Linked DNA regions of Homo sapiens: region 1 is linked to region 2. Evidence: read pairs that join two places in POLR2A ChIA-PET (ENCODE). Cell type or tissue: MCF 10A. All regions are shown on one strand. Region 1 overlaps DDR2 (discoidin domain receptor tyrosine kinase 2). Region 2 has its middle 26 kb from the start of DDR2.

Region 1 (5,000 bases), 72 kb before region 2:
GACTTAACTTCAAAGTATACTGCAGGGCTGTAGTAACCAAAACAGCATGGTGCTGATACAGAAACAGACATATAGACCAATGTAATTGAATAGAGAGCCCAGAAATAATGCTGCATACTTACAACCATCTGATCTTCAACAAAATCAACAAAACCAAGCACTAGGAAAAGGACTCTCCATTCAATAAATGATATTGAGATAGCTGGCTAGCCATATGCAGAAGATTGAAACTGGACCCCTATCTTATATACCACATACGAAAATCAACTCAAGATGGATTAAAGACTTAAATGTAAAACCTAAAACCATAGAAACTTTGGAAGATAACCTAGGAAATACCATTCTGGACATAGGACTTGGCAAAGATTTCGTGATGAAGACACCAAAAGCAATTGCAACAAAAACAGAAATTTACCAATGAGAACTAATTAAAAAGATTTTGCACAGCAAAAGATACTATTAACAGTAAATAACCTACAGAATGGGAGAAAATATTTGCAAACTAGGAGGGGAACAACAGACAAAGACTTAATGTCCAGAATCTATAAGGAACTTGAACAAATTTACAAGGAAAAACCAAACAACCCCATTAAAAAGTGGGCAAAGAACATGAACAGACATTTTCAAAAAAAGACGTACATGCGGCCAACAGGCATACGAAAAAAATACTTGACATCACTAATCATTAGAGCACTGCAAATCAAAACCATAATAAGATACCATCTCATACTCATCAGAATAGCTATTATTAAAAAACAAAACAAAACAGATGTTGGCAAGGTTGAAAAAAAAACACATAATCTGCTGGTGGGAGTGCAAATTAGTTCAGCGATTGTGGAAGGCAGTGTGGTGATTCCTCAAAGAACTAAAAGGAGAATTACCGTTTGACCCAGCAATCTTATTATTGGGTATATACCCAAAGGGCTATAAATTGTTCTACCATAAAGACACATGTTCATTGCAGCACTATCCACAATAGCAAAGACATGGAATCAAACTAAATGCCCATTAATGGTAGACTGAATAAAGAAAACATAGTACATACACACCATGGAATACTATGCAGCCATAAAAAAGAATGAGATCATGTCCTTTGCAGCAACATGGATGGAGCTGGAGGCTCCATACTGTCAAAAATATAACTGAGTTCTTGACTTAAAAATATGATGGTCATCTGTGTCTCTGAAAATTTGTGTGTTTCTCTTTCCATGTCAGAGAACATGATCTCATTATCCTAAGCAAATTAACACAGGAACAGAAAACCAAATATCGCATGTTCTCACTTACAAGTAGGAGCTAAACAAGGAAAACACACGGATGCTAGGAGTGGAACAACAGACTCTGGGGCCTACTTGAGGATGGTCAGTGGGAGGAGGGAGAGAATCAGAAAAAAAAAACCTATTGGGTACTGTGCTTATTACCCAGGTGACAAAATTACCTGTACACCAAATCCCCATTACTATATGACAAACCTGCACAGATACCACTGAAACTAAAATGAAAGTTAAAAAAAAAAAAGAGCTAGTGAGTGTCACTCTTGTAAGAACATGCCTTAGTACTGTAGACACCACACTGTCAAAAATATAACTGAGTTCTTGGCTTAAAAATATGATGCTTATCTGTGTCTCTGAAAATTTGTATTTTCTCTTTCCATGTCAAATTATTTCAAGACCTCTTCAGGACCCTCTCCCTGATGTGCAGGTCTCCAGGACTCTGACTCCACTGAGTGCCACTCACCAAGTCCAGCCTGGAGTTCAGTGGCTGGGCAGTTTCTCCACCTCACTGGTCTCTGAACACAACCTACTTTGTTGCCCGAGGGAGCCTTAGAAATTGTGCCACTTTGTGAGGACAGACGGTTTTACGGGAAGATACAAGGTTACCTGGGGAAGGCTAGTCTATCTGCCCTCCAGGACAAGCATGGCCAGATTTGTGGGAAGGAATGCATTCTGGGCAACAGACCAGAGGGATTACTCAGTGACTTACTCCGTGACCTTGGGCCAGTGATTCCTCATTTACAAAAGAGGACTTTGGATTAGATGATCTTGAGGGTTCCTCCCTGCTCTAACTTTCTGCAAGACTGTTTCTAGTGCTAAATCCCAGAGGATGTATTTGAAAGAGATAGACACATCAGGTAGGACAGACCTTTAGCAACCAAATATTAATAACAGCTCATTTTAACGTGTTTACTCTGCGTCATGCACTGTTTTAACACTCCACATACATTGCCTCACTTAATCTTCACGGTAACTTTATGAGACAGGAATTATTATTATCACTAATTTATGTATCAGTAAACTAAGTTCAAAAAGTTACTTAACCTGCCCAAGGTCACACTAGTAGGTAACAGAGGTAGGTAACTAGTAGATAACTAGTAGGTAACTACCAATAGGTAACTAGTAGGTAACAAAGTCAACTCTTTAGCTCAGCCAGTTTGACTCCAGAGCCATGTTCTTCACTGCTGCTTCACGTTGAAAGATCTGTCTGCAGAGCTCAGCATCTCCCATGTGACCTTTACTGACTTTCGGTTTCACCAAATTCACTCTCCCTCTTCCCTACAAGTTGCCCAAATTCTTTATGGCTTCCCTTGTACAAAGTTTAAAAAATAAAAAAAAATAAAAAATAAAAAAACCTTTGCTCAAGTCCCAGCACATAGGTATAAATAATATAAAATGGGAGAGGCAGTATAGAATTGTATATAAAGTAGATGTGAAAGCTGAAAGCTGAGGGAGTTACATTCATATCCAGCAGGTGGGGAAGTGGTTTAGAAAGTAGAATAACTTCCTGGATCCCTGAAATCACTGACTGCCCAAAAATTCATAAACACCTCCTCCACATTTTCACTTGTTTCTGCCTGGTTCCCAGGTGAGGGTTGCTTGGGAGGTGCTGTTCAGTTCCAAGATGCTAAATTAAAAGATGGAGACGAGTCACTCAACCTGGGGAATGTAGAAAAGTCAGGAGAAGAAAAGCTAGAAGTCCTCCCTTGCATCCCCCCACCTATTCATGTAAGAGAGGTTCCTCTGTGCCTCCTCTTTTTCCTGGGGTTATCCACGACAATGAAAAATCCACTGGGAAAAGGCATAAGAAGCCTGAGAAGATCAACTGATTTATCCATGAGTAGAGCATTGCAAACTGTAATCAGCTATTAAATCCATTGACAAATAAAATATTAATTGAATGCCAACATGTGCAAAGCAATCTGGAGATATAGGGTACTTGCCCTCTTGACTAAGTCTTCCACAGTAAACCCTCAGTAAATTTGAAGTTTTCCACCAAGTGACAGAGCAGCATTTGGAAGTGGCCCCCTGGGGTAGGAAGCATCCTGCCCGGACCCTTAGGGAGGAAAAGAAAAATGCAATAGTTTGAGGAAAGCAAAACCTCTATCCTCACCCCAACATGGGCTTGGATCTCAAGTATGCTATTATCGTTTTTCCTCGTGTGCTCCTGGGATCCAGCTCACAGCATCCAAAGCTGGAATCAACCCAAACTGGCCACATCTCGCATAATATTGTTTTTGGTTCACCCTCTGTGATTGGCCAAAACCCCGTGAGCACAGAGGAAACACTGTTTCCTTTTGACCACTTTAAACCCTTTTATTTCTCATAGGAAGGGCATTGACTTTTCCACTATAAAGAAAATAGAAAACTGAGCATGGGGCATCACAGGGAAGGGAAGTCTGCAGGGCGTGCTTGTTCGGAGCCCAGGCTTTGAGTTCCTGTTTCAGCTCTCTACTTTCTAGCTGTGCAACTTGGCAGGTTACTTATCCTTAGTGAGCCTCACTTCCGTCATCTGTGGAAGGGGTGGATAATATTTACCTCCTAGGAATTTTTTAACTCCAGGGACTTTTAAAAACATTGCACATAAAATCACTGGCTCCCCCAAAGTATTTGGCACTGTGCCTTGCACACAGTAGGTTCTCAAGAAATGGTAACTATTATTGCTGTTGTTTCCAAAATGTGCAAGAGGCAATGATGAGATTTTGCTTTGGAGTCTATGTTTGAGCTTAATAAGCTATAAAAGTGTGCCTATTCTTTTAGTTCGTTCAACAGACATTAGCTGAGAACTTAGCATGTGCCTGAATGAGCTAGACTCTGGAGATAAATGATACATAACATATTTTCTCCTCCTTCAGGATTTCACAGCCTAGCAGGGGGTAAAGTATTATATAAACTAATAACAACAGTGGTGTAACAATTGTTGTAGAGGAAAGTGCTGTGTGGGCATAAGGAGGGAGAAATTAATTCACTTGGTTGGAAACAGCTTAGTGTGAGTCAGGCTGGAATTACAAGGCCGAGCTGTTCTGCCCATTTCTGCTTGTGACTTGGAGCATGTGACCAGGAGTAAGGCAGAAGTTTTATGAGCCTTTAGACCAAATAGGTAAGTGTTAGACACCATTCTTGACTGTCCACTTGCACTCATGTAAACACACACACGTTCCAATGCACTACCACACACTGCATTCACACACACACACACTTCAAATCACCTTCATATATGCACATGTACATTCCAACTTAAGCACACACACAGTTTTCAACTCACTTGCCTATAAACACACACACATTTCAATCAGTTACTAGAATGTGACATTCCACTACTTGTCTGTCTTTGGCTGTCTACACTGCTAGGCCAGGCCGAGGACTTCTCTCTGAACTCCAACAATCTTTGAACACCCTTCCTGTCTACACTTTCAGCTCTCTCAAAATGTTCAGTTACCCTTCCTGTCTGTGCTCATGACTTCAGTCTCATTCCCACCAAACCATCCTCTTTTCTGCAGCCACAGGGATTTTTCTAAAACTCAACCCAATAGGGTCTCTTTTCTGCTTAAATAAAACTTCATTGACCACTTCTCTACTTCCCATTACTGATCCTAGCATGATACACAAGGCCTTCCATGATCTCACCTGTCCCAGCAACTCAGCTGTCTTTCTGCCACTTATATTCACTTATCCATTTATTAAACAGATATTAGCTAAGTGCCTACAATGTGCAAGTCTTCGAGC
Region 2 (5,000 bases):
GGCTGGAATGCAGTGGTGCAATTTCGGCTCACTGCAACCTCTGCCTCCTGGGTTCAAGTGATTCCCTGTTTCAGCCTCCCAAGTAGCTGGGACTACAGGCCTACACCACCACGCCTGGCTAATTGTTATATTTTTAGTAGAGACAGGGTTTTACCATGTTGGCTAGGCTGGTCTCAAACTTCTGACCTCAAGTGATCTGCCCCCCTTGGCCTCCCAAAGTGCTGGAATTACTAGTGTGAGCCACTGTGCCCAGCCTATGAAATATTTTTAACTTTACAAAATTGATTACAGTGGCTCACGCCTGTAATCCCAGCACTTTGGGAGGCCAAAGCGGGCATATCACGAGGTCAGGAGATCAAGACCATCCTGGCTAACACAGTGAAACCCCGTCTCTACTAAAAAATACAAAAAATTAGCTGGGCATGGTGGTGGGTGCCTATAGTCCCAGCTACTGGGGAGACTGAGGCAGAAGAATGGCGTGAACCCAAGAGGCAGAGCTTGCAGTGAGCCAAGATCATGCCACTGCACTCCAGCCTGAGCAACAGTGAGATTCCGCCCCCCCCAAAAAAAAAAAAAAAATTGACCTTGAATTTCATCAAGCTTCAGCTATAACTATAATTTTCAGGAAATATGGAGGCTAGAGGAGCAAGTTAAAGGACATCATGGAAATGAAACCCAAAATCTGCAAATCTATGTTGAAAAAGTAACCAGTTTTTTCTAACAAATAAATATCAAACAAAAAAAAAAAAGAAGAGGAAGGAGGACCTGCATATATTTTTAAATATTTAAGGGAATATTTAAAAGACATATTAGTCAAAGGCAATAAATTGACTGTAGAGCCTGATTCAAATAATGCAACATAAAAAATATATATTTATGAGACACTGGGGGCTGGGCACAGAGGCTCACACCTGTAATCCTAGCACCTTGGGAGCCAAGGAAGGGGGATAGCTTGAACTCAGGAGTTCAAGACCAGCCTGGGCTACATGGTGAAACTCCCTCTCTACAAAAAAAAACAAAAATTTAGCCGACATGGTGGTGTGCACCTGTAGTCCCAGCAACTTGAGGGGCTGAAGCAGGAGAATCACTTGAGCCCAGGAGGTTGAGGCTGCAGTAAGCCAAGATCTTGCCACTGCACTCCAGCCTGGGCGACAAAGTGAGACCCTGTCTCAGAAAAAAAAAAAAAAAAGATATTTATGAGACACTTGGGGAAGTTCAAACACTGGCTGGATACTACATGATATTAAGGCATGATTGTTAATTATTAAGGTTTTAAAAATATCATGGGGTGGGCATTGTGGCTCACGCCTGTAATCCCAACACTTTGAGAAGCTGAGGTGGGAGGATCACTTGCGCCCAGGAGTTTGGGAACAGCCTGGGCAACATGGCAAGACCTCGTCTCTACAAAATAAATTACCTGGACCAGTGGCATGTGCCTGTAGTACCAGCTACTTGGGAAGCTAAGGTTGGGGGATCACTTGAGCCCAGGAGTTCGGGGCTGCAGTGAGCCATGTTCATGCCACTGTACTCCAGCCTGGGTGACAGAGTGAGACCTGGTCTAAATACATATATATATTCATATATATAAACACACACATACACTGGTTATTTTATCACTCCAATATACACTGATACAATGAAGTATTACAACCAAGATGTTGAACTGATTTTAAAGTAATTCAGTGGGTGGGTGGGGTGTAGAGGGAAAGTGAGAAATAAATGAACCAAGACTAACCACAATTAATTGTTAGAAACTAAGTAATAGAGGCTTATTACTCTGTTCTATTGTGTATGTTTGAATTTATTTTAAGTAGACAAAAAGTATGGGCCTCTGGATTTAGACTCTGGGTTCAATTCTCAGCTTTGCTTCTTATGAGGTATATAATCTTAAACAATTTACTTAACCTCTATGCCTCAGTTTCCCTGTGTACTGGACAATAAAAGTTCCCACTTCATAGGAAAGTAATAAGGATTAAATGAGATAATGTATGTAAAGTGCTTAGTGCAATGCCTGACACATGGTTAAGTGTTAGAATATGTTAGCCATAGTTATCCTTACTGAATATTTACTTTATATTCGTGTGACAGTTAATCTCTCCTTTATCACATTTCAGACCTTTTAGAAGTCTATAAAATAAGCCAGATGTGGTCACACATGCCTGTATTCCCAGCACTTTGGGAGGCCAAGGTGGAAGGATTTCTTGAGCCCTGGAGTTCGAGACCAGCCTGGGCAACATAGTGAGACCATCTTTACCAAAAATTAAAATAAAAAATTAGCGGGGGGAGGCCGAGACAGGCAGATCACCTGAGGTCAGGAGTTCAAGACCAGCCTGACCAATATGGAGAAACCCCGTCTCTACTAAAAACACAAAATTAGCCAGGCGTGGTGGTGCATGTCTGTAATCCCAGGAGGGATTACATACTCAGAAGGCTGAGGCAGGAGAATCGCTTGAACCTGGGAGGCAGAAGTTTCGGTGAGCCAAGATCACGCCATTGTACTCCAGCCTGGGCAACAGGAGTGAAACTCCGTCTCAAAAAAAAAAAAAAATTAGCTGGGCATGGTGCTGCATGCCTATAGTCCTAGCTACTTGGAAAGCTGAAGTAGGAAGATCCCTTGAGCCCACAATTTTGAGACTACAGTGAGTTATGATTGAGCCACTGCACCCCAGCCTGGGCAACAGGGTGAGAACCTGTCTCCAATTAAAAAAAAAAAAAAGTGAGGAATTTATTTTAAAAAATAAAATAAAATGTATATTTTAAACTTTAAAAGAAAATCGATTGTCTCATTTCAATCTTATCCATATTATGTTATATATTTTACTCTATAAAATACAACATGAGTTGTACACATGGTTTTGTAAGAAGAAAAAAAAAAACTTTGCCTACCAGAATAAAATCTGAGATTTGTGGGAAGGATCATTTCCTGGGAAGTGGAATCACTGAGAGAGAAATTGAAGAACTGATGTGGAAAAGATGAGTCATGAAGCTACAAGGATAGACTTTTTGTTCTTATGGTGTCCTAACTTTGTTGATAATTTGGAAAACACTGTTCACATAAACATATTGTCACCACTGACTCACTGAGTTTTTTGGCAAGCCTTTTAGACCTTTCAGCTTTAAAGACATAATACTGAATGTATACATTCCATCAGAGGGCTCATATTAAACCTCTTGAAAAAAAGCTTTACCTCAAACTGCATTACCTTAAATTTCTATATATTTCCTTCGTATATTCCTCTGAATCATAAGGCATTATCATATTTCACAAATGAAGACTCTATTAAATGCCCAATGCCAAAGACAATAGCATAATGGAGACTACGCTTTCTTATACTGCAACAATGCACATTCCGCTCTCTGAAAGTATGTTTACATCCTCCACCTCAACTGCACCACAGCCAATTTTACCTCAGATTTCCTTCACAGCTGTACCAAAGTGGCTAATGTGAACACCTTTGGTTAATTTTTCCTTTGAGCCTTTATAAAAGATAAAGCTTTTTAATCATAAAATTAAGAATGTATTGTCCAAAAATTTATAGAGAGAAAAAAACCCACCCATAACGTCATCACCTTAACACCTTTTTTTTTTTTTTTTTTTTTTGAGACAGAGCGTCGCTCTGTGGCTCAGGCTGGAGTGCAGCGGTGCAATCTCAGCTCACTGTACCCCCTGCCTCCTGGGTTCAAATGATTCTCCTGCCTCAGCCTCCCGAGTAGCTGGGATTACAGGCGTGTGCCACCACGCCTGGCTAATATTTGTATTTTTAGTAGAGATGGGGTTTCTCTATGTTACCCAGGCTGGTCTTGAACTCCTGACCTCAGGTGACCCACCTGCCTCAGCCTCCCAAAGTGCTGGGATTACAGGTGTGAGCCATCACGCCTGGCCTTAACACATTATTATACTTTTTACTTCTCATTCAGCCCGAAAGAAGTGCCTGTAATATTTTTAAACCAAACTGTTCACTAACTTTCCTCTTTCTCTTCCCTGCCTACCACCCTGATTCCCATTTCAGAAGATGTTGAGTCAGACAGGGATAAAATTTAGAAAGACCCCCATTTAGGCTGGTTGTTTCTAGCAGTCTGAGATATTTGCAAAGTGGAATTATCCCCAGAATGCCTGTATTCATCTTTTGCTTGTACTGTTCTCAAGTGAAATGTTCTTCACTCTTCTCCTCGTCTAAGCTTTCAAAGCCAGAACACATCCAGTCTCTTCCCTCTCATCCTTGGTTGTTGATTTCTAAGCTAAGTCTATGCCTCCAAGTCAGTAATTCTCACTCCTAGCTGCCTTTTGGAATCATCTAATGCTTTTTATAAATTAGATGCTCTGGCCTTCTACCAGACTGAGAATCATAATCTCTAGGATTGAAGTCAAAAACTTGCAAGATTTTTCAAAAATCTCTCCAAGTAATTCAGAGGATCCTAAGGGTTGGAAACCATTGTTCTAGTAATTACAATTCTCCTGGTCATGTCTTGCTAGTTTTTTTGTTTGTTTGTTTTTTTGAGACGGAGTCGCCCAGGCTGGAGTGCAGTGGCATGATCTCTGCTCACTGCAACCTCCGCCTCCCGGGTTCAAGCAATTCTCCTGCCTCAGCCTCCTGAGTAGCTGGGATTACAGGCACACGCCACCACACCTGGCTAATTTTTGTCTTTTTAGTAGAGACCAACATAGTTTCACCATGTTGGTCAGGCTGGTCTCGAACTCCTGTCGTGATCCGCTCCCCTCGGCCTCCCAAAGTGCTAGGATTACAGGCGTGAGTCACCGCACGCAGCCCATCTTTCATTCTTTTACCACGATCAGTACCGCCCCCTCGGGTGTTTGAAAGAACAAAGCTCACATAAGATTTATCTATTTGGTTTCTAGCTTAATTTATTATTGCTCTGGAAACACTGGCCTCTCAGTCTCTCTCCCTAATTTATGTTTCCTTTTTAGTACCATCCCTGAACATTTTTTAATAATTTCAACTTTTATTCTTGATTCAGGCAGTACCTGTGCAGGTTTGTTA

What was found. ChIA-PET counts read pairs that join two places held together with the same protein. Peaks named below come from ENCODE experiments on the same cell type or tissue, not always from the same donor. Only the 100,000 strongest peaks of a DNase experiment are listed, where the experiment ranks them.
Region 1: POLR2A ChIA-PET joins it to region 2 with 5 read pairs; 4 of 35 experiments call an interaction of 5 or more read pairs at or near these places.

The regions. Positions count from the first base shown.
Region 1 is chr1:162,675,564-162,680,563 of GRCh38, reverse strand. The region is part of intron 2 of DDR2 (discoidin domain receptor tyrosine kinase 2); the gene reads right to left. Among named protein-coding and RNA genes, the nearest start is that of DDR2, 46 kb to the right of the region's middle. In MCF 10A, no CTCF peak of the experiment used is centred here; a DNase peak (open chromatin) is centred at 1,933.
Region 2 is chr1:162,603,754-162,608,753 of GRCh38, reverse strand. No RefSeq gene overlaps it. Among named protein-coding and RNA genes, the nearest start is that of DDR2, 26 kb to the left of the region's middle. In MCF 10A, no CTCF peak of the experiment used is centred here; a DNase peak (open chromatin) is centred at 3,033.